6 separate regions of the Homo sapiens genome follow, and regions 2, 3, 4, 5 and 6 are each linked to region 1. The links are chromatin loops, found by intact Hi-C in ENCODE. Cell type or tissue: gastrocnemius medialis. All regions are shown on one strand. Region 1 has its middle 160 kb from the start of ZNF608. Region 2 has its middle 98 kb from the start of LINC01170. Region 3 overlaps ZNF608 (zinc finger protein 608). Region 4 overlaps LOC124901056 (a long non-coding RNA gene). Region 5 has its middle 78 kb from the start of ZNF608. Region 6 overlaps LOC107986391 (a long non-coding RNA gene).

Evidence for each region. Hi-C counts contacts between places; a loop is a spot of excess contacts. Peaks named below come from ENCODE experiments on the same cell type or tissue, not always from the same donor. Only the 100,000 strongest peaks of a DNase experiment are listed, where the experiment ranks them.
Region 2: a loop joins it to region 1, with 2.0 times the contacts of the local background. A loop is called at or near these places in 3 of 110 quality-filtered maps.
Region 3: it touches region 1 in a loop (4-fold over the local background); 30 of 110 quality-filtered maps call a loop at or near these places.
Region 4: a loop joins it to region 1, with 10 times the contacts of the local background. A loop is called at or near these places in 7 of 110 quality-filtered maps.
Region 5: a loop joins it to region 1, with 2.9 times the contacts of the local background. A loop is called at or near these places in 3 of 110 quality-filtered maps.
Region 6: it touches region 1 in a loop (4-fold over the local background); 5 of 110 quality-filtered maps call a loop at or near these places.

What each region holds. Positions count from the first base shown.
Region 1 is chr5:124,905,366-124,909,365 of GRCh38, forward strand. No RefSeq gene overlaps it. Among named protein-coding and RNA genes, the nearest start is that of ZNF608, 160 kb to the left of the region's middle. RefSeq lists an enhancer at 942-1,726. In gastrocnemius medialis, no CTCF peak of the experiment used is centred here; DNase peaks (open chromatin) are centred at 1,196, 1,556 and 1,906; H3K4me3 peaks cover 249 bases; H3K27ac peaks cover 2,482 bases.
Region 2 is chr5:124,534,286-124,538,285 of GRCh38, forward strand. No RefSeq gene overlaps it. Among named protein-coding and RNA genes, the nearest start is that of LINC01170, 98 kb to the left of the region's middle. In gastrocnemius medialis, no CTCF peak of the experiment used is centred here; a DNase peak (open chromatin) is centred at 2,116; H3K27ac peaks cover 2,328 bases.
Region 3 is chr5:124,650,229-124,654,228 of GRCh38, forward strand. All of the region lies in intron 3 of ZNF608 (zinc finger protein 608), which reads right to left. Among named protein-coding and RNA genes, the nearest start is that of ZNF608, 94 kb to the right of the region's middle. RefSeq lists an enhancer at 1,806-1,855. In gastrocnemius medialis, no CTCF peak of the experiment used is centred here; a DNase peak (open chromatin) is centred at 1,553; H3K4me3 peaks cover 2,113 bases; H3K27ac peaks cover 4,000 bases.
Region 4 is chr5:125,483,221-125,487,220 of GRCh38, forward strand. The region is part of intron 8 of LOC124901056 (a long non-coding RNA gene); the gene reads right to left. Among named protein-coding and RNA genes, the nearest start is that of LINC02240, 8.0 kb to the right of the region's middle. In gastrocnemius medialis, no CTCF peak of the experiment used is centred here; DNase peaks (open chromatin) are centred at 1,191, 1,631 and 2,121; H3K4me3 peaks cover 838 bases; H3K27ac peaks cover 2,417 bases.
Region 5 is chr5:124,822,587-124,826,586 of GRCh38, forward strand. No RefSeq gene overlaps it. Among named protein-coding and RNA genes, the nearest start is that of ZNF608, 78 kb to the left of the region's middle. In gastrocnemius medialis, no CTCF peak of the experiment used is centred here; a DNase peak (open chromatin) is centred at 2,455; H3K27ac peaks cover 709 bases.
Region 6 is chr5:124,954,317-124,958,316 of GRCh38, forward strand. The region is part of intron 3 of LOC107986391 (a long non-coding RNA gene); the gene reads left to right. Among named protein-coding and RNA genes, the nearest start is that of ZNF608, 210 kb to the left of the region's middle. In gastrocnemius medialis, no CTCF peak of the experiment used is centred here; a DNase peak (open chromatin) is centred at 2,365; H3K27ac peaks cover 1,378 bases.

The DNA.
Region 1 (4,000 bases):
TCTCTAAGAAATCAGTATGAGCAACTTTCTTTGAGCCTTCAAAGTAAAGTCAAATGCTTGCTCCTCAGCAGGAAAGTGACTTTAATTAATTCTGGACGACCTTTCCATTGAAAAGCAAAACACTGCCCCAAGGCTTTTTAGAAAGGTTAGGTTGTACCTTTTCCCTCTTATTGTTATGAGGCAGATATTAGTGTTCCTCACACAAGTCTTTCTCTCCTGTGTTGTTGTGGATGAGTGCACTTCTTAATAAAGGAAAAACAAAACAAGCAAGTAAAAACCCCTGTTTGGAGCCAATTAACTTCTTGATTCTAACAAGAACTGAACTGGAGTATAAAATCTTCCATCACAATAAAATATGACTAAAGACCTCATCAATACTCATTTAACAAATGCTTTGGACTGAACCATCTTTTTCTAATACTTAGGAATTCCATTATTTCTTATTTCAGTGAACATGTTAGAAAAAATTAAGTGAAATGGGATTAGGTTTGCCATTTGTCATTTACTCAGAGTAGAATTCCCGTCTGACATGTGGGCACTCATACCAGGGGCTTAATGCTTTTAGTAATTATAAGGATCATGTAGAGTATGTTGATTGGTGAGGAAAAAAATCTTTATTAACTGCTCAGAAATAGTTAATTCTTCATTAGTCAGAGCACTGCACTAGAGGCTGCTGCCTGTGAACCATGGATTAGAGTTTATGATAGTAATAACCTCCCTGAAAAAACATTTGTTACTATACTTAATGACCAGATTTTAGTGCATTAACCTTCCTTGGGAGGTCAACTAACAAAATGGATGTTAACTGCTTGTAACAACCAATTCCTCTGAAATTAATATTTAGATGCCTTTGGTGTCAAAAAACCTTCCTTCCATATCAGGGCATTAAAAACACTTCTAAATTATTAATAGCAGGCAGAATTCAATGCCTGAAAGATTTCCATTCCAGTGTTCTTTATCCTCAGCCTCTTCCCATTTTCTCTAACAAAGTTCTCTTATGCAGGAACAAGGAAGGCATTCAGGAAAATTAGGTCTCAAAAATGCATGTGGGTCAACAATGCACTGCAGTTTTGAAAAGGTCACTCTTTAAGTTCAACAGAAATAAACATAATAGGAGTGTGAAGGCAGCCCTGAGAGCACACTGAGAACCTGACAGGGACAAACTCCCTGCCAGGCCTCGGGCTGCACTGCCACAGCCCTATCACCACCTGTCAGGAACTCCTTAACGACATTTTTGCATCCCTTCTGCAACTGACCTCCTGGCTTGGCTCTCCAGCCCCTCCCCCTCCCTTTAAATTGGAAACAAACCACACTTATGTCAAAACGGCTTCTGAACTAGTTCCTTCCTGAGCAATCCCAGAATATAAAACATGTTCTGAAAAGCTGCACCATTCCCTGGAGAAACTTTATGATTTGGTTACTGCAGCAGGGCGCGCTGCTCCTTGGCTGTGGTAGCCTTGAGTCAGTGCCAAACAATGAAGCAATGCTATTATTAGCCTTTCCATTCAATGGCGACAAAACAGTCCATGTTTCTATTTTCAGACTGTTCTCTTCTGGTGCAATAGATTTGCCAGAAACCTAAGCCTCAGGGCTAGCACTGGACCAACAGGGCAAAGTAGGCACCTGAAGCCAAAACATGCACAGTGGCACAAATGTGAAAATGCTTTAATGGTAGTATTTTTAGGCAGAGGCAAAATACAGAGCTGGCCAAAGTTCTGTCTGCTGAAACCTGTGCTGGTTTTTACGGAAAGTTACTGCTGGGGTTGGGATAGAATACCTGGGATCTCTACCATGAAGTTGCCCAATTTAATAATTTTCCCAAATTGCAACTGTGTAGTAACATTTGTGACTCAGTCATTTAAACTGGCCTGTTGGCCAGGCTCAGTGGCTCATGTCTGTAATCCCAGCACTTGGGGAGGCCTAGGCGGGCAGATCCCTGAGCTCAGGAGTTCGAGACCAGCCTGAGCAACACGGTGAAACCCGTCTGTATTAAAAAATACAAAAATTAGCCAGGCTTGGCGGCGGGCACCTGTAGTCCCAGGTACTAGGAAGGCTGAGGTGGGAGAATCTCTTGAGCGTGGGAGGCTACAGTGAGGTGTGAACACGCCGCTGCACTCCAGCCTGGGCAACAGAGGGAGACCCTGTCGTGAAAATAAATGAAAATAAATAAATAAAAAAATAAACCAGCTTGTGTGCTGGCACAGAACGATAGACCAATATTGCACAGAGTTGTGACTTGGATGATAAAGGTGACAAAGTAAAATGCCTGTAAGAAAGGGTGATTTCCTTATGACATGATCAGTTAGTTACAAGCCCACCAGGATGTTTCCAGAAGAGTCGGGCAACTTGTAGGCATTCTTTTTGATTGTTACTTACTCTTTTTTTTTTGAGACGGAGTCTCGCTCTGTCGCCCAGGTTGGAGTGCAGTAGCGTGATCTCGGCTCACTGCAAGCTCTGCCTCCCGGGTTCACGCCATTCTCCTGCTTCAGCCTCCTGAGTAGCTGGGACTACAGGCGCCCGCCACCACGCCTGGCTAATTTTTTTTTGTATTTTTAGTAGAGATGGGGTTTCACTGTGTTAGCCAGGATGGTCTCGATATCCTGACCTCACGATCCGCCCATCTCGGCCTCCTAAAGTGCTGGGATTACAGGCGCGAGCCACCGCTCCCGGCCTGATTGTTACTTTCTGATGGATTACTTTTGTAATACTGGAAATTTCGTGTATATAGAGGTCCATAACATTTTTGGCCTGTTTCCACTTGTAAATAAGATTTGCAATCTGACCATTCAAGCCGTGCAAATTCTGTATAATAATGATTTTAATTTAATGCCCAGATTCTTCATTGCTTTGGGAATACTGTTCTTGCTAATTGGAAGGTCATTATACCATTACATATATATTATTCCTCTTTCCTATTGTAGCTGATTCTCTCCTTGTGTATATTATTTTAGGAAAGAAACACTTGCAAGCAGGAAGTAAGCAATTATTTCTTTTAAACTGTGACAGATTTTGTATATTTAATTGTTAAAATTTCAGATAATGGTATTTCTTTTAAGGTTTGGTGTTTTATTTTTGCATTTAAAAATAAAAATAAGACAATTAGGCTAAGTTTATAAAAGGAAAAAATGTGATATCTTGCTTTCTCAAATCTCTTTTGCTAGAAATTATTTTTAACAGAGACATTTGGAGAAAGAGCTCTTCCCAAATATAAAACTAAAATATGAACTGTTGACATTTCCTCCACTCCTCCTCCCCCATTTTCTACGGAAATATCATTTATAGGCTGCTGGAAGCCAGCTTTTAGTCACAGTGTTTTCAATAGTAGGAATGATTAAAACACACTTATTGCCTTGGTCTGCTTTATCTCTAAACTGATAAGATTTCTGAAAGCTATTTAACTGTCATGTGAATCATTAACTTCATTATGTTTACGGAGAATATGTTATCTCCCCTGCTTCTTGGGGACATGGATCCTTCATCAGCGACCTGGATGGCGCTGAGTGTGATGCAGGTAATGTACCTGCACAATTTACTAGTAGCCGGTAAGAGTTTCAAATCAGGATGTTGATTATAGTGTTGTTCACTTAATGAACTTCCATGCACTGCTTCCTGAAAACCCTTTTATGGTTTCTGTTGGCTCCATATGGCATTCTGATGAGCTTACACTTCTCCTTAAGTGCTTCTGTATCAGAAAACAAGAGCAAAGCTGAAACAAAGTGAGTCATCTGGTTTTGTCTTTGCTTTCACTGCATGAGATAATGTGGAGGTGTTAATTACAAGACTTCACTGAGTCTTGACTAATAACAGTGTGCAAACAAATGTATGTCAGGCTCAGCCACAGAAAAGCTTCTACTAATAAGGTAAAACTAGCAATTAGAGCTGACAATGAAGTAATACTTTCCGTTGAATATTCATTAATGACGTTCTTGTTTGGGAGAAGGGAGGCTTCTGATTGTTCAGATGGAAACCTAGAATAGGTCATTTCTTTTAAATGAATTAA
Region 2 (4,000 bases), 370 kb before region 1:
CACTGCAACCTCCACCTCCTGGATTCAAATGATTCTCCTGCCTCAGCCTCCCAAGTAGCTGGGATTACAGGTTCACACCACCACACCTGGTTAATTTTTTGTATTTTTAGTAGAGACGGGGTTTCACTATGTAGGCCAGACTGGTCTCGAACTCCTGACCTCAGGTGATCCACCCGTCTCGGCCTCCCAAGGTGCTGGGATTACAAGCGTCAGCCACCGCGCCCACCCCCTTGTAAATCTTGATCCCATGATTACTGTAACTTGGGCCCATCCTCCTTCAATCTAGCTCCCCTCCTTTGGCTGTCTCCATCATCACTGGCTCACATCCTGGCTTTGTGCCCCAGTCCTACCCAAGGCTATTTTCTACCCCTGTGTCTTTTCCCCTTCTGATACTTCTACCTGGGATGTGTTCCTGCCTTGCTCCCGTATCACCTGACTGTGAGCATTTTGGGACTAAGACACCAAAACAGAGGTCTTACTGGCAATCAAAAGCAAAACTTAACACTACAGCTTGAATCAGCTTTTGCAATGTTTAAGAAAAAATCTAACCAATTGCCATTTTTTTTAAACCTGCAGATTCATATAAAAAAATCGGTATTCCCAGCTTCTCTTTGGCAGCATTAGCCTGCTTTCTGGTGTTGTAGCATGAGTCCAGAGCTGCAAGTAGCAGGGCTGCTCACTTTGGCCTTCATGTATTCTGCAATTCACATCCAGTTTACCTCCAGGCCTCTGGCACTTACCCCCATTAGCATTGGGTCCTATAGGCCCTTGAGTTCATCCTCTGCCTTAAGATTTCTCTTCTAGACTGAGCTGCCTTCTCTACAGGGAAACCTTAGCTCACCCTGCCTCTCCACCCTCCCATTTGTTCTGGTCTTGCTTCACCACCTGCCTCAAGGGAGGCCACTTCAAACACACACAAAAATCTCCCTCATGACCTGGCACACTTTCGTGTTCTCTCCCTACCACTCGTTTTCACAATATACTAAATAGCCTATACATTATGTATTATACGTTAATTACAAAATTAATCCATAAACCACAGCATCAAGGCCAAAGCAGGGCACCACTGTCCATGCCCAAATGCCTGCATACCTTTCCCATTTCCAGGCTGTTGTAGCTCATCATTTTACCCTGGTGTTACCAATACTAAAATGGCATGGAGGTTGGGAAAAAAAATGGTAGGATTTATCTTACTCCATATATCCATCTAGCAATCCACCCATTCCTCACTTTCTACCTAAATTGCTGAAAAAACAGAAACTGGCAGCCAGCTACCCAGATAAATTTTCTTTTTTTTTTTTTTGAGACAGAATCTCTCTCTGTCGCCCAGGCTGGAGTGCAGTGGCGCTATCTTGGCTCACTGCAAGCTCCACCTCCCCGGTTCAAGCCATTCTCCTGCCTCAGCCTCCCGAGTAGTGGGGACTACAGGTGCCTGCCACCGCACCCAGCTAATTTTTTGTATTTTTAGCAGAGACGCGGTTTCACCGTGTTAGCCAGGATGGTTTCGATCTCCTGACCTCGTGATCTGCCCACCTCAGCCTCCCGAAGTGCTGGGATTACAGGCATGAGCCACCACCACACCCAGCCAATAAATTTTAATGGCAAGAGTAAATTAGGCCAGGCATGGTGGCTCACACCTGTAATCCCAGCACTTTGGGAGGTAGATCACCTGAGATCAGGAGGTTGAGACCAGCCTGGTCAACACGGCAAAACCCCATCTCTACTAAAATACAAAAAAATTAGCCAGCCGGGCATGGTGGTGTGTGCCTGTGATCCCAGCTACTCGGGAGGCTGAGGCAAGAGAATCACTTGAACCCAAGGGGCAGAGGTTGCAGTGAGCTGAGATCATACCACTGCACTCCAGCCTGGGCGACACAGCCAGACTCCATCTCACATAAATAAATAAATAGTACCTTCTTTATAAACCTGCTCTCTGGAGGCAGCTCAAGAGATAGCCAAACTCTCTCCAGGATTTTCACCAAAGCACATTGCCGAGCCCCTTGCTGAAGAAAGCCTACCCACACCTCCAGGATTTTCACCAAAGCACGTTGCCGAGCCCCTTGCTGAAGAAAGCCTACCTATACCCACAACACTCCTGGGTCTGTCCTTTGTTTTGACACAGCCAAGATAGGTTGTACATAGCAAGATAAAATGCCAGGATGGCGACATTTGTTCTGCCCAGCTTCCAAGCTTGCCCTCATGTGTCAGATGTCAGATTTCTAAGAATAACTGCTCGTTTTTCCAAAAATGAACCTCACACATTCATTGGAACTTCCTGTCCCCACCAAAGCATTCTTCATAACCAAGCAGACAAAAGAGAGTTGTTGGGAAATGATCTCGTGCTCAGAATCCATGTCAGCAAATGCCTTATGATCAGGAAGTTAGTGTTATTTAAGTGGGAGATGGTTCCTCTCTAAAACAATGGTGCCCAGAAAATAACTATAATCATGTTATTTTATTACTTTGCCGTTGTGCTTGTATATTTTTAACCACTGCATTGTGCTTTTTGCACCTATATTGTACTTTATTATACCCTGAAGGTATCACTTAAGTGTATATTTTCATTTTAGGGCATATGGTTTTCAGTTTTTCAACAATTGAAACAAGTTGGAGTTGTAGTAAAGTAATTTGAGAAGAGGCCAGTCTTGGAAGTCTGTATTTTTAAAGACTTTGAGTTTGGGAAAAAACATTTGTTTTACTTATTTACTGTGGTTAAAAAGACCATTACATTTGCTTGTTAATCAGTCATAATTTGAGAAAGGATAGTTTCTTTAGAGCCTCAGAAAATGGCCCTCTGGCCACCAACATATTTTCCATTTTGGCTCTGTAATAAAACAGTATTCAGTAAATGAAAGACATTGGCATTTGTTTGGATTTCTTTTTTGAACTTTTTATATAAAACACTTCTGTTCCATTAGGATAATCCTATTTGACTTGCTTCTCTCAGTCAAAGAAAAGGAAAAAACTATTATGAGAGAGCCAGGAACAAAGGATTTCCCACCCCTAGTCGGGCTTTTGATCCTCACATGGTCATAACAGGCCTCCGGCAGTAGCCAATAACTTCCGGCTTCAAAGGAGGGGAAGCAGGCTTAAAATGAACGCACCGTCCAGTGCTGCCATGAGGTTTGGGCTGGCAGATTGCTCTCCTGACCCCTGTGTACAATCACTTTCTGCCCTCTGTGATGGATACAATTACCACTGTTTTTACCTACAGAGAAACCCCCACTACTATTTTATGGCCAGTGAATTTGCCTGCCCGTGTCTAATACAGTCATGGTGTTGAACTCGACCATGTCGCACTAGGCTTATGTTAAGATAATCAAAGAATGTGGAGCACTGAGTCACTTTTGTTCTTTATAGAAAACACCAGAGCAGAAACCAACAGTTTGTCAAACAATTCACCATAGCAAGATTTTAATAAATGAGTCTTTTTGCTGATATGGCAATTATTTTACACAGAAAAAAGATATAAATTCCATGCTGTCCTGGATCTACACAAACAAGAAAAAACATTCATAATTCTGGAAATTTTCTAGTTCAGCAACTCCATCAACTTTCAATTAACCTCAGAAGCCAGGCCATTACTGCTGCCAGATTAGCTCGAGAACTCTCCAGGACCCTTTAATTCTTTACACCAGACCTTTTCCACATTTATTTATCTATTTCTTCTTTCCCTTCCACACCCCTGTTCTCTTCTCTGCCTCCTTCACTTTCTATTCCATTATACCCTTCTTAATCTACCACACCTCAGTGGTGATGGTGGGCAAAAATGGCTGCCATTATGTTATCAGCACGAACTAAGCTTACTTGGGAAGTCAGAAAACGGGATGCAATCCCCATAAACATGGAAAAGGCATATTGATTCTATGTCATCAAGCTCCACCTTTCCCATAGGTTGCACATGGCAAGATAAAATGCCAGGATGGGGACAATTTTTCTGCCCAGCTTCCAAGCTTGCCTTCATGTGCCATATGTCAGATTTCTAAGAATACTGTTCAGT
Region 3 (4,000 bases), 260 kb before region 1:
GAGTCCAGATAGCAGACAATCAACTACGATTTCACTTCCCTAATCCTCCCCTCTTTGACTTTGTGAGACAGTAATCAGCCTGGGTACCGTATCTGTTTCAGTGTTTGGTTTTGTTTCATATTAAGGACTCCTAAAATAGCCCTCTTAAGAAAACAAATGTGCACAATAGATTTACTCTTGGGGTTATCTTTGGAGTCAACTTTGGTACGCATTTGCCTCAGAGGATTAGAAAAGAAATCTCAAAACTAACACACTCGTTTCCTGCAAGCCATTCTGCTTTTTCCAACTGCTTTTCAGACAGACAATTTAATTTAGCACTGCATCTGTGAATTACTAAACTTAAGTGTGCTTAGTATACCAAATGTCACAGAGAAAATATAATATCCTCTTTATTTCTGAGAGGACAAATGCCAAATTACAAAAATCACTTCTTTAAAGCATATTTTAATAGAACCTTGATTTTGAGACATACATAAATTATTAGGGTAAAGAAATAAAATATTTAACTGAGCCTTTGTTTTCTTTTCTGCATCTACCCCTACTCTTTCTTGGAAGCACCAGAAGACATTAGTCAAAATCTGTTTCTAGCTAGTTTGCTCACTTGCATTACCATTGCCATTGTGAATTTTACAGAAAACCTGTAGTGGGCTCCTTTACAGTAAGGGAAACCTGACAAGGTAAGACTCATTTCCTTGGGAACCTTTTAACAGCAGGTAAAATATTTCAATGGTTGGGACTCAAGTAATGGAGAACGATTTCTTTCCAAAGTCTCAAAAGGAGATTTTAAAATTGTTTCCCATATGGTCTATGTTGCTATTACTTAGGCAACAGCTGAATTATTTACTCTGTGTTAATTCAGTGTACTGTAGCAATAGGCTAGCAGGGGAAAGGCTAGGATGGAGCAAAGCAAGTATTTCCTCAAATCATAGCTGATTCCAATGAAATTCCCTCAGGAAATTTTTTTAAAACCATTGTGTATAAAATTTCCTATTGCGATGAGAATCCATGGTAATTAGGCATTTGGTCAAAATCTGCACAAGACAGAACAATTGGAGGAAAGGATTCTTTATGAACACATCCCTTCAGGAAAGGGGAGGGGGTGGGAGAGGAGGCAAAGGGGAAGACTGAGCTGGTTTTCTCATCATCTTCTCTCTGGGGCACTGTGTGTGGTGTCAAAGACCTTTGCAGCTGCTTAAAATTCTTTAGCATGTCAGCTATATTTACAGTGCAGGAATATATCTGTACTGCCAGAAGGTTACTGCATTTTAGCTTTAGATCCAATAGGCTGAATCACTGCGTTCCAGAGTCCCTGATGTAGCACAAATATATAATTAAAATTGCTTGAAAGGAAACATGAAAGAAACAACAAACCTTCCATTCTTGCAGTAATAAAATTAAAAACAGGAAAAGTCTGCACAGACACTTAACATTTGTCTGCAGTGAAAGGCTTTTGTTATTGCTTTTCCCCTAAGGGTTTCGCGTTTCCAGAGAACGCTGGCCGCGGATTGGCCGGCGCCCGCTGCGAGCACTCGCGTCTGATTGGCTGGGCCGAGGCGGCCGCCCGGAGCACAGAGGCAGCGGTCGGGTAGAGGTGAGCGTGGCGGAGGCAAAGGGACGCATCCCCCACGGCGCGCTGGCCGTGCGGGGCTAGAGGGCCGCCTGCGCTGCTCGGCTCCCTCGGTGCACGCGGGACACAGGCTCATTCGCACTAACGAGTCCGGCCGTGCAGTGAAAGCTTCGGTCTGCGTGACCGTGCTGCGCTCCCCGCGCCACGCGGCTCCACACAACACGCCGGCCCACGCAGAACCCTCAGAACGAAATTCACCGTCTCAATACAGGCTCAAGGGAAACCTGGAGTCTGAAAAAAGGAAGGGACCCAGGGCAGGCAATTAATCACTGGTTATCTGGGGCCACAGGTTGAAGCTGTCACAAAGGCTAATCTGCAGTTGCAACTTCCTCACTGTAAAATTATTCACATCTCCTGCTGCTCTTTCTGGAAGCCACACAAGCAGACCTCTTATCGAAGTACAAGTGATGCCGTTGTTATTTGCACTCGGAAGGAATCAAGTCCTGGAAAGAAAAATCCATTTTCAACCTCAAAGGGCCTAAATAAGTAACCCTTATTTTTCCAGAAGCACTCCGTATTTAAAATGCTCAAAACAAATGCTTTACACCCAAGGAGATTTTGAACAGTCTCCATCAAGCAGTGCTAATTAAATATGTGTGCTTGTGTCTATCTTTCTTTATATGTACGAGCCGCTTCACAATGCCACAGAGTGTTTAAATCTGCCCACAATTCACATCCGAATATATACAGGCACATGTTTACACAGCCAAATCTGCCACTCTATATTGGAATGAAGGCTTAAGGAATGTTTCTCATATAAACTACACAGTGTACTGTTTCTTTGTAAGAAGGTCTATGTTTAGACAACACCCCATTGTGAAGGGCCAAGTATAAAGGCGGTGTTTAGGTTCTAAAACTTGTAAATGATTTATCATTTTGCTGAAATCTCAAAATCTTGAACATTTTATAACCCACAGTCACATAAAGCAGACTACACTTACTGAAGGCATAAATGCCCATGATGAAAATTAGTTCTTTAAAAGTGCAAATTTGTATTTTATAAATCTGGGCATAAAGTTCTATTTCTCACATGTGAATTGGAAATAAGTGTACACTTATTCCAGAAAGATTAGTTTCTTTTCACGCACATTTATTCAAACATCTAGCCAGTGAGCTAGGTGTTGGGGACGTTCTATACAGGTACTTTTCATCTTTATATTCAAGTATTCTACCAGGTTTATTATTCTTCCCTTTCCACCCATGGACTGGGCCTGGCCTTTGTCAGAGAGCTAATGCCCTGTAACATTTCATCTGAGGCTTATTACTAATAAAGTAAGAATACAGCTGAAGAGTACAATGGATGGTTTGAGAGTGTGCTGACCACACACAGCTTTCTTCTTTGTACTGTTAACACTTTGTCTAAGATGCTGCCCCCAAAGGCCTATTACCTACAGAACATTTAATAAGAACAAGGTCTTTATTATATAACCTGAGCCTGTTACTTCCTCAAGCCAAAAAAGCCTGAGACCTCATAAGGATTTCAGTCAGTGTTCTGTTATGTCCTTTGTAAAGGGTTTCCAGGAAGATGTCAAGCCCAACAAACACTTATTGTGTGTGTCTACAGGGTACACATTAGGTGCCTATTTAGTGCTATGGAATCAACCATGTTTTACTTGGAGCTCCATCCAAACTCTGTACTTCAAGAGTCTGTGCATGAAAAGAACAGAAGAGACACAGGCATACACTGTGATGCACAAGTGGAAGTATAGTTTTGTCTATTACCTGCATTTTTACAGTAGGCCCCTTATGCTATCACGTCAGGCTAGACCCTGGATTTCATGTTCATGGTGCCCCCACCTAGACCAGTGATCCTAACCCTGCCCCCATCTGACTGGACCAGTGATGGGCACCTGGAGCAAAGGCAGCCAGCCCAACAGGGACTTATGTTGGGAATCTGAATGAGAAATATGGAAGTTCCAAAGAACTGGCAATAGGAGTAGAAGCCTAAAGCTTGCAAGATAGTAAGAGGCGTAAAGAACCATGATGGGCCAAAGTTCCAAGGGCGCAATAGCTATAAGACCAGGAAGCCAACTGCACTGTTGGTGCAACACCCTCAGGACTTTGTGTGCGTGTGTGTGTGTCCTTTTTCTCTCCAGCTTCATCACTGATAGAAGATTTCACCAGCACTCCCCCAGGATTGCCTATTTTCCAGCCATCTTGTTAAAAAGTTGTTCCTTGTGTTAAACTAAATTTGTCTTTGAATACCTTGGTCCTGGCTGAGCCTCCTGATACCCTGCAGATGCAGTCCACCCATCATCCACTCAACAGCCTTTCATCCAGGCAAGGATAATGACCATGTTGGCATTCTCCCCACCTCCTGCTCACTGTCTTTTTCCTATTTTTTTTTAATGAGATGGGCTCTCAGTATGTTGC
Region 4 (4,000 bases), 580 kb after region 1:
ATTTTGTATTTAACATTCAGTAGGTACATGTTGTAAAAGGTGCTATAGACACTTTTTGGAGTTTGAGAAGACACAGGACCTGCTCTTAAGGAACTCTAATTTAAAATGGGAAGCAGAACAAAAACATATTTTAATGTGCTTATACACATAGATGGATTAAAAAGTTTTGACTAAATTTGTGTGTTTTTTAAAAATTTAAATCAACCAAGTAACCAGGTAATGAATGCATAGCAACAGATACATTAAATCCGAACAGTTTAATGGGTTTTAGTTGAGAACTGAGCTGGAGCAACATACGTAGGATTCAACTAATTCAGAAAACTTAAAGGGCCCGAGGCTAGATTGTATTTATTTTCCTTTTTGTTTTTCCAGGATTAAAGGGTACACAGCATTTTTTTTCTAAATCTGGAAAAGATATCATTTATCTAATCTTAGGAAATTGTGCTGAATTTGGGGGAAGTTTTATCCCAAAGTCTAAACATAGAGCTTTAAGCACATACATAGGCATTCATTAACACAAAATTGAATTCAGGAGAAATGTGATGAGAACCTGACATGTGTCAAGCCTTTCTGCTGTATGCTAAATATTTATGATAAATGTCATAGCAGCTGTCTTCAAACATAAAAAGCAAACATCAGAGCAGTGTAAGCCTAAAGGGTTAGGCAGGTCAAGGTCAACGGGCTGAACAGAATATGGTGAGTGGCTCTTGGGTATTCTTCCATCTACAAGGAGAGATTATACCAGGAAAAGGTAACCTCTACTGCACCAGCAGCTCCTTCCACTAGCCACTGGGGAATTAAAATAAAAGGTAAAGAAGGCCTTCTTTTGGATCCACAGCAGTAACAACAGCAATACCAATAATTAACGCAAGCTATTGTTTGTTGAGGGCTAACCTTGTTCCTCATTCCCTTTGTTAATGGCTTACGTTCATGAACTTCTTTAATCTTAAAAAGAGCCCTGCAAAAGTAGATATTACCACTATCTCCATTTCATATGTGAGGACACAGACAGAGAGTAGCCATTTGCTCAAGATTGCCAAGCCAAGAAGGGTTCCATGAGTGTTTAAACCTAGAAGTAAGTCTGAAGCTTAGCCCCTTATTCATGGCACTAAATTTCCAGGGACTTGACTGATGCTCTGGCATTTTTGGTGGTTTGGAGGGAGGGAGGCAGTGATTCATCACTCTTTACCCAGCCCGTTGTTTTCCCCGGGTTTTGCAAGAGATCATGTTTAAGGTCAACTGGTTATCACCTGCCTAGACGCTAGTGATTTACAATTATTTCTTTATTAAGAAAATGCTTGGTGTGTGAGTGGTCTCTCTCTGAAAAAATGCCAACAGGAAGGCCTTGTCAGATTTTTGGCAGATACACATTTAAACACATAAAAACAAGTTTAAACACTATCATTTATGCATAATTCTTTCTTGGCATCATCTCTCACTTGCCACAATTTGCAGCCAGAAAACACTTATTTCTACTTTTCTTACTCTAGAAATAATCCAGCCTTAAGTGGATCTAATTCCTTCCCAGAAGAGAAACAGCCTTGTCAGGACTTGGTTGTGTGTGCTGTGTTTGAGGCATCAAGGTTTCCATTTACGGCACAGCTGCACGGACTCCGAAAGCTGGTGCTGAGCCAGAGCTCTGTACCCACTGAGATCTGTAGTCTGGAATGATAAACACACAGCTGCCTGTGGCGAGGGCCACAGGCATAATAGATGGCCACATCTCAACCAGAGTCAAGCGAAGCCTACACAAATCATTAATCCAACTGCTTATATGTTAAATATCACAAACTGTGTACGAAATGGTGAGCTATCTCAGTGGAAGGAGGGGAAAATGGCAGAGGCAATTTAAGGAAACAGGAGAGTAAGTGGCTGTAAGTCCTCTGCAAAGTCCTGCTCTAGAGCTGATTTACTGCCACCAAGCCCTCTTGCTGCAAATAGTTCATAAAGCCTATGACCTGAGTACTTGCCCACGGGACCACAATAACATTTATCTAGCATAAATTAATGTGTTTCAACCACTAATTCAATTTGGCTGTCTCATTCTTCTGGTTTTGGCAAAGCCTAGCCTTGCTATAAAGTCACTCCGTGACTCACACGAATGGCTGTGTTTGTTAAGGAGTCACACACCACTAGGAACAAAGAGTGCTGTTAGTTGAGTAGTCATAAAATATACCTCCCGAGCACATTTGGAGCTGTGCTAATTGAAACTTCCTCTTTAGAGGAGCCTGATCAAAACCAGCTGTAGGAGTCAAGCAGGAACAGATTTCAACATTACATTAAAAGCCCAACAAATTCAGTAAGAGCAGCCTCTGAGAGAAGAGGGCATTCCAGCCTGAACAAATGCTCTAATTGCCTCCTGACATGCTGCAAAGAAAGCTTGTGACCTGAGCCTGGAGAGCTGTGGAGAGAAACTTCTCCATAAGATTTGAAAAAAAGCAACCTCTAGGGCAGTTCTCCTCATAAAATTCCAGATCTGCCAACATTCTCAAGTAACACATGTGAAAACCCACAAAAGCTGAGTGAATTTAGGCAAATGAAGTGATATATTGTTCTGAAAGGGGAAAAACAGAGCTTAAGTATTTTCAATGGTAATATGACCTTTTATGGACATCCCTTTAGTATTGAAAACAAAAACAAAACCTCCAACTCACAGAGGAACAAACAAAATACAAATAAGAAGCAAAAGCCTGGATGAATCGCAAAGAAAAGACACAGAGTGTATTTAAAGACAAAAAATGAGAGCTGTCTCTTCCTCTTTGGCGGCTTGTGAATTTCCTATTCCAAGACATAAGGGCTGCACTCTGCCAATGTGTATAAAATCAAATGCATCCATAGGTTCGCTGAAAATGTGGAATAATCATGCATTTTCTGTGTTTGCTTTACTTGAGGGTGGTTTAGCCATTTGTAAAGGAAGCAGTCATTGATATATAAATATAAATAGCAAATCTATCCATCAAATATGTGCATTGTATTTAATTTAGATGAGTGGAATGCCTGGAAATGTTACAAGCAAGTTTTGCATTATAACACCTTTAAGTAGCATATAAATTAGAAAGGATTGCTGATCTTTATAATTTATTTACTCATCAATTTAATGGAGTATCTAATTTTGGAGCTATGTCACACTGATTCTTAAAGATACAGGGTGGGGGAGGTTTATTTACATAGATATAGAAAGGACCATTATGTTTTATGTCATAAAAGAGTGAGTGACTTATATGTAGTATATGAATTATAATGATTATTCTGGAGGATCTAATTATAGTCTCACAAATAATAACCATGAAAGATGAAAGATGCTCCATTTTTGTCCTTTTTTGGGGACTGTGTTAAGAGGCTAACCTGTCCTTTCTCCTTTTTGTTTCTTTTATCCCAACAGAAGGTATTAAACTAGTAATAACTCACTGGGTTAAACGCAAAACAAAAACAAAAGCACCCACACAAAAGAAGAAATTATATGGTTACATAGTCATGTAACTCCCTGTTTCATTTTTATGTTAAAAGCTTGCATTTAGAGTTTAACAGACTGGCATAAAATGTGGCCTTCGGTGCATGTGATGTGGTCTTCTGAATTTGTGAACATACCAGTGGAAAGTATTTCTGTTGCTGCTTTAGTATTCATCTGGCTTGTCAGATCCTGAATCATTCTCAATGCATAATGCAATTCACATTCCAATGCTATGCCCTTGATTTTATTTATCTTGCTTATCCAAGTACTATAGACATTAGGGAGTATTAAATATAGTGATCTTAAACTGGATAGAGAAAGTTGAAGAGTTGGAAAAAAATTTCAAAAGATAATTCAAAATTAAGTGATGAAAAAAAAAACATGTAAAATATGGCCAAACATAAAAATATTCTGATTTAAAACAGAGTGAAGAAAATAGTCATTATCCCAATTTTACCACTAAAATATTACTTAAAAACTCAGAAAAGTTGAATTCTCGTGTTGCACCAAAACTAGACTCGAAGTTAACTAATAATAACAATGAAGGAG
Region 5 (4,000 bases), 83 kb before region 1:
CAGGATATGGAAATGACCTAGTGTCCATCAGTGGATGAATGGATAAGGAAAATGTGGTATATACACACAATGAAATACTACTCAGCCTTAAAAAAAAAGGGGGGGGGATATCCTGTCATTTGCAACAACATGGATGAATCTAGAGGACATTATGCTAAGTGAAATAAGCCAGGCACAGAAAGACAAATACTGTATGATCTCACTTATATGTGGGATCCAATAAAGTTGAACTATGGTTACCAGCGGCTGGGGTGGGGTAAAAGGATGGGAATGGAGGAAATGTGGAATTGTTAATTAAAGGGTACAAAGTTTCAGAGAGACAGGGAAGTTAGGTTTTGAGATCTATTGCACAGCAGGGTGACTCTAGTTAATAATAACTAGGAGAGTAAATTTCATACGTCTCACCATAAAAAATGATAGGGAAGGTAGATGATGGATATGTGAATCAGTTTGATTTAATCATGCCATGTTGTGTACATATATCAAAACATCACATTGTACCCCATAAATGTGCACAATTATGATTTGTGAATCAAAATAATTTTAATACTAAATTTTTAAATTTCTTCAGGTACCTCAGAAAGGACTCTCTTTCATTAAGAAGTATAGAAAGTGTTTATATATATGTGTCTACTTATGAGGCTAAGAGGGAAAATGTGTTTTTATTTAAGCCTGCCGTTTAAACAATGGAGAGAATAGGCCATCCATTAAGAGTTTGATCCCATCCAACTAGCATCATGTATGAGAACTTATTTGTCCCTTTCACATTTATACTCTAGCCCTGATTTTGCTTGGCAACTTACTGGAGAATTTTCAGTATCTTGAAAGCTCCTTAGTATTTTGAGAATGGCACTGAATTGTTTCCCTTGTAACAGATTTAGCAAGTGAAAAATGGAGGGTTTTTTTTCCCCTCATTTTCAGACATAATCTTGGCAGAATGTTTAAAAGAAAGATAAACAAAATGTCAGGAACACTTACAAAAGAACACTGCAACAGAGATGCAAGAGGTGGCAGGGAACAGAATAAATGGATATTGTCATACAGATGGCAGCTGCTGCTAGATTGTCCAATACAGTGATATTTAGTTTTCTTCCATGGACACTGAACTCGTTTCAAATAGCCCTGACACGGCAAAAGTGGAAAGGAAGCGCCTTTCCTTTTCTTCTCTGCCACATGGGGTAAGTCATAAAGTCATTCTTGGTACCACGGACTCATCTATTTCCAGAGAGGTTATGAGTGTAAGTGGGAGAATAAATGTTTAGCTTCCCAAATCACCTTGTTCCCTGGGAGGTTTCATCAAACCTAGCAGAATCTGTATGGATGCTCCAAATCTGTCTGTTCTAAGCACCCACAGATGTTTTCTCTTGGCACTCATAATAAGGATCTAGGATTAAATGTTACCATTTAATAATTAATTCCATTCAAACTCTCCCTCCCTTCTGTTGAAGGCTGGCACTCTGGTATAACTGCTGATGTGCTGACATCCTGGAACACCCGAAGTGCTGATTTCCATGCTATTTGTAACATTATATTCAGGATAAAAGTACTTTAATTTCCCAAGATGTAGTATTGTAGTTTTCATAAACTGGACCATATGCTGGGATGTGTTCATACACCTGCAGTTAGTTACATTTATATGTAAAAGTTGTCAGTTGATTTCTTTCAAAGAAATTGAGAATGTGGATTCTCTAACATTCTCCTAAATTATTTTCAATGTGAAATCCCTATGCCTTTATTAGACATATAATATGTTATCACAGAATTATACAAGACTCCTGTTTCTGAATCAGGAATCATCGTCCTCTTTTAAATCACACTACACATCTATAAAATTTTAACATTTGAGGAATCTGAGTGAGAGGTATCCATATAGTCTTTATATTATTTTCTCAACTTTTTGGTAATTCTGAAGTTATTTCAACACAAATCATTAAAAAATTACACTAAATATATGAAGTAGCTTGGTATATTCTTTTAAAATAAAACATCTTCTGTTTTATCTAAAAAAATCTGTCATTTTATATACAGAAAACATGTAGTTTAAAGGTTCTACCCCGCTACCTATAGAAACATAAAGTAACAGATATGTTTGTTGTGTAACTAACAAGGTCACAGGCTGTTCAGCTGCTGGAGCAAACTCGATTAAGCCCGTGATAATCTTTTGAAAGATTGTAATTTATCTCCATTTGAAGGGCATTATCTTAGTTCTTCAGCTATCACAGGGAGCAAGGGTAACAAATATTCAGTGATGAATTTTTGAAAGCTGTAGTCAGATCTTGTTCTCTTAAACCCTTCTAAAGGGCTGTCAAAAGGCAATGAAATAAAAATTGTCAAATTTATCCACAGACTTACATAATGGCTGTTATCTGAGAAAGTGGTTTATGATTCATACAGTCACTACCTTTACTTAAGCAATTTCTTGTTTGTGTTAGATTGAAAACAATCTGTTCCCATTGCTCACGTGGGAGAGATTACCACAAAAGGCTCTTGTTTACTTGCAATAAGAAGCTATGAGACACAAAATCCATGAAGAGGGGATCTATACTCTCAAAACAGTGTGGTACTTTCATTAAGGGTCAGCATTATTGACCACCTTTTTACCGTGTTTTCTTGATTTAAATGTAGATTTTGGAGTCTACAAGTAGCTTTGAATATTTGAAATGGATTTTGAAACTAATTTTTAAGGAGGACGAGAGGAAAATAACTGATTTAGTATCTTCTGCATGGTAGGGGCTCTGCTTGGTAAACAGGTTATTTTTATTGAATTTTGCGAACAACTCCCATGAGGTATATATGATTTACATCTTACAAATAAGCACATTAAACACGGAAGCTGAAGTACACAGCACCCATTCACATTGTGAAGTCATTGAGAATTGAATTGGGGAAATATTCACCACAAAGATATATCTTTCCACTACTATCTATGCTTGCAACTGTTTGTATTTTCTTCCACTTTCTGTTGCTTATAACAGAATACCTGAAACTAGGTAAATTATAAAGAAAATGAATTTATTTCTTATAATTATGGAGGCCAAGAAGTCCAAGATCTAGGGGCTGCACCTGGCGAGAGCCTTCTTGCTGCTAGGACTCTCTACAGAGTCCCCAGGTGGTGCAGGGCATCACATGGTGAGGCGGCTGAGCATGCTAGCTCAGGTCTCTCTTCCTCTTTTTATAAAGCCACCAGTCCCACTCCAGTGATAACCCATTAATCCATGAACCCATTAATCCATACATAGATTAATCCATTAAGGATGGCAGAGCCCTTATAACCCAATCAACTTAAAATTTCCACCTGTCAATACTGCCACATTGGGAATTAAATTTCCATGTGGGTTTTAGAGGGGATAAATGTTCAAACCCTAGCAGTTTTAAAAATGTTTTTGTACAATTTTGTCCGATCATTTGCTCAAGTGAGTGATTTTTTTCCCATCTATGCTGAGAACAGTTTCTTTGAGGTGCAATATTGCTATGATGTAGATATTCAAGTGGCCTGAAAAGCCTCAGTAACACTCAGTAAGTGTGGCCTCACTGATTCTCAAAAGAGTAAAATAAAAGTGGGGGATGGGGAGGGAGAAGAGGAACTGATAGGCCATTCCAGTGTCTTGTGTATTTAGAATGCACAGACCCACTAGCTTTAAAATATTACTTTATGTAACTTAACTTTTTGCTAGTTAGACTTGGGAAGGGTGATGAGAGAGATGGAGTATGGCAAGAGTAGTGTAAGAGACATACAATTCAACTTTCTGTAAAAAAGTAAATGCATAATCTTTATACACGGTTTTTCAGTTGTCTGTAAAGCCAACCACATAATTAGGCCAAGTTATTTGAGCACAGGAGAGAGACCAAGACTACCTTGTATTTTTGATAGACTTGGTTTAACTTAAAAATGGAGAATGACTAAGACAGGCTTATAAACATTAAAGTAATTTAGAAACTTACATATTTACAAATTAAATGCTTTTACCCACAAAATATCAAATGCAGCATAATTATGCTA
Region 6 (4,000 bases), 49 kb after region 1:
TGTCTTTCCAAAATGACTTGTACCTCAGGGCAATCCAGTAGTTAGCAAAGGGGCACTTCTCTTTCTTTTTTCTTAAAGACAGGTCTCACTCTGTCACCCACAATGGGAGTGCAGTGGCTCAATCTTGTCTGCAACCTCTGCCCCCTGGGCTCAAGCAATCCTCCCACCTCGGCCTCCCAAGTAGCTGCGACTACAGGCACGCGCCACCATGTCCAGCTAATTTTTAATTTTTTTTTAGAGAAAGTGTTTTGCCATGTTGCCTCAGCTGGTCTCAAACTCCTAAATTCTCTCTCCTCAGCCTCTCAAAGTGCTGAGAGCGATCCTCTCTCCTCAGCCTCTCAAAGCGCTGGGATTACAGGCACAAGCCACTGCACCCGGCCCGGGACATTTTTCTTTATAAACACATTTAGTTAAGAAGTGAAGAAGAAATGATATAACTACAGCATTACTGTTTTGCAACTCATAATACAAACATAGGCCTAGGCATTGATGATTAATGACTGCTAATTTTACAAAACAGAGATAGCCAGATACTATGGCCTCCTAATTCAAGTACATACCATCTAACAAGTGTTATTGTAGAAAAAAAAAAAAAGAAAAAATCCTGAATCTGATTGAACTCCAGATCTAACTACTAACTTTCTTGATTGCATCATAAGAATTAGTGTTGCTGAGAGCTGTATAATTAAACTAGGGACAGAGGAGCATGTTAAGCAACACTGTGAATATGCAATTAACAAAATCTAGATCGTGGAAATTCTACAGGTCTAAAGACTTACTTCGTTTAACAAATATCAGGAAAATTTGAATACTGTCTTGGATATTTGATGATATTAAGGAACTGTTAATTTATCTAGGTATGATAATGGAATTGTGGTTATATTTAAAGAAAATGGTACTGATCTTTCAGATATACATCAAAATATCTTGAGATGAAATAATATGATATCTGAGATTCGCATGAAATAATTCAGTGGGAAATGGTACAGTGGTGGATGAAAAGTAGCTGTGAATATAGATAAAACAAAATTTACTTGAGGTTTTAATTGTTGAAGCTGGGTGATGCATAGATAATAAGTAGTTCATTATGCCATTTTCTTTACTTTTGCATATATTCACAATTTTTAATAAGGAAAATTAGAAATAAATTCTCATTTTGAATATGTAAAAACCATGTCTAAAGCAGGATTCCTTGGAAAAATGCAGATTTGGGGAACTGTACAAAGATTTTATCATTCCAGAAATGAAGAAAGTTATTGAAGACTTTAGGGGTCATGTTGCAGGGACTAAGTAGCCTAATTGAAGAGGTTTCCACTAATGAAAATAATGGATCTAGACAATGATTATCAATGGCAGCTAACAACTCAAAAGGAGAAATAACTAGACATTAAATGCATCATAACGGAAGTACACAATACCACCTAAGAAGCATTCTTACAAAAATTTAATACCTGAAATGATCAAGCTTCTAGATCTAACTATAGAAAGTACAAGAGACAGAGGAATATATTCAATATCATTACAAGGAAGCAATTAGAAAAGTCCAGACTGAGAAACTCTATTGACAAATGACCTAGGCTCTTCTCCTCAAATGAACTGAAGGAGAGAAGAGGGGAAGGGGTGAAGAAAGAATAAGAGAGAGTGAGAGCAGAAGAGAAAGAGGGAATCTATAGTTTACAGGAGTCTTAAGAGACATTTTTAACAATTAAATGTTACGGACATCTTTTAGATTTTATTCAAAAAGTATTTTGAAAATTTGACAGGGAAATTTCAACACTGGATATGTGAAAATAATAATTATTGTTAATTTTTTAGTATTTAATGTTATTTTGGCTTTTTAAAAGCAAAGTAGTCCTAATCTTTCAGTAATATACTATGAAATATTTATGGATATAATGATATGAACTGTGACTTATTTTATAATAACCCAGAAGTTGAGTTACAGCATAATAAAAATTGACCACAAGTTGATAATTGTTGAAACTAGACAATAAGTAATCGAATGAGCTATTCTATTCTTTCTACCTTTGTACATTTGAAAGTCACATTATAAAATGTTAATAACAACAAAACTCCAAAAGCCAAGGCCCAAAGACATTTAGTGACTTGCCCGATACTATGTATGTAATTAGGAGCAGTTCAGACCTGAAACTGGACTCTTGACTTCCAATCAAATACTCTTTCCCTTATAACAAGCTGTTTTGCAGGGAAGCCAAACTTCTGGGATACCAGATACCTGCCCAAAGCTTGACAAGTCAATGGGTGAACTGGGAAATACACTATGGTGCTATCAAATACTCATACAAGCAGCTCATCAGCAAGCAGCCAAGTGGCAAATTGGGATTGCCTGGGAGTGCACAGCAGCTGTTGACTTTTGAAGTATTGCCCGGAGCTCTTGGCTTTTCCCCATTTGGTCTTTAAGAGAGCCATTTGAAAAACAGGCTAGCCTTCAGAATGCCCAAACATAGTTGAAAGGCTGCTTAGTTTGTACCTAGACTTTTCTTGATTGCATCATAACAATGTTTTTGCTGAGATTTATATAGTAAGACCAACATGATGTCTCATGATGATAGCTAAGGTTACAGGGCCTGGACATCAGAGATTAGAGGATAGTCAGGTTGGAGTTTATTTATTTATTTAATTTTTGAAATGGAGTTTCACTGTTATCACCCAGGCTGGAGTGCAATGGTGTGATCTTGGCTCATTGCAACCTCCACCTCCCGGGTTCAAGCAATTCTCCTGCCTCAGCCTCCGGAGTAGCTGGGATTACAGGCGCCTGCCACCACGCCTGGTTGATTTTTGTATTTTTAGTACAGATGGGGTTTCACCATGTTGGCCAGGCAAGTCTCGAATTCCTGACCTCAGGTAATCTGCTTATTTCCACATTTACTAAGTTGGCTGATTCACTGGACACTAAAGCTAAGTAACCTTTGATGTGGGTCTGGCATTGTTGAGACACCTGAGCTGGTGAGAAGGTCTGTGGGCAGATGAATAATGAAGATCATACCGAAATTCAGAAAGGTGACAAAATAGCAGTGGCAGCAGTACCCAATCAGGAAAAAGGCAGGCAAATCCTTCAAAGTCAGCAAATACTGAACCAATATTTAAATGCAGCTAGCTAGGCACATGCTCATTGCCATTACATATCATCCTTATTTCTGGGTTTTCTTACAATGTATTCAGAGGTAGACGATCTCTGTGGAGGGGATTTGTGGGAAAGAAAGGCAAGGTCATATTTTTCTATTGTCAGTGCTAATATTAATACTCTCAGCTTTTCAAAGTCGGTATTCAGGTGGTTGCTCCTGGTGGAGATCTATTGCTTTCTCCTGTCCAGTGTCCCGTTTGTTTTTCCAGCAACATCCCATACTTTCTTTGAAAAACAATCACTTCCCCATCATGTGCAGTGTTGGTAAAATTGTTAATCAAATGGGCACCTCAGTGAAGTTTTGCTAATCTGACTCTTTCTAGAGGAAGTTTGGATATTGCAGTTATGATTCACCCCAGCAGTGGCATCCTATAAGAGAGTGGCTATTGGATCATGCTCCTGGAGCTCCAGAACTTAGCTACTCAGAAACTTACCTTTAATTTTGTTATTTGTTCCCTATGATCTATAAGATTCTCTTTTTGCTTAAGTCAGAATTGGTTTATGTTGCTTAAAACCAAATCTAAATGACATACCATTCACAAATCATAGCCAGCTACTAAAGGAACAAATCAAGAATATTTAATATTCCTCTAGTATGAGGTAAGGCAGTACTTTGAGCCATACTTAACACAGGTTTTTGGCATCTAGTAGAATAAAATCTTTTTTTTTTTCTGAGACGGAGTCTCGCTCGGTCACCCAGGCTGGAGTGCAGTGGCGTGATCTCGGCTCACTGCAAGCTCCGCCTCCTGGGTTCACGCCATTCTCCTGCCTCAGCCTCCCGAGTAGCTGGGACTACAGGCGCCCGCCACTATGCTCAGCTACTTTTTTTGTATTTTAAGTAGAGATGGGATTTCA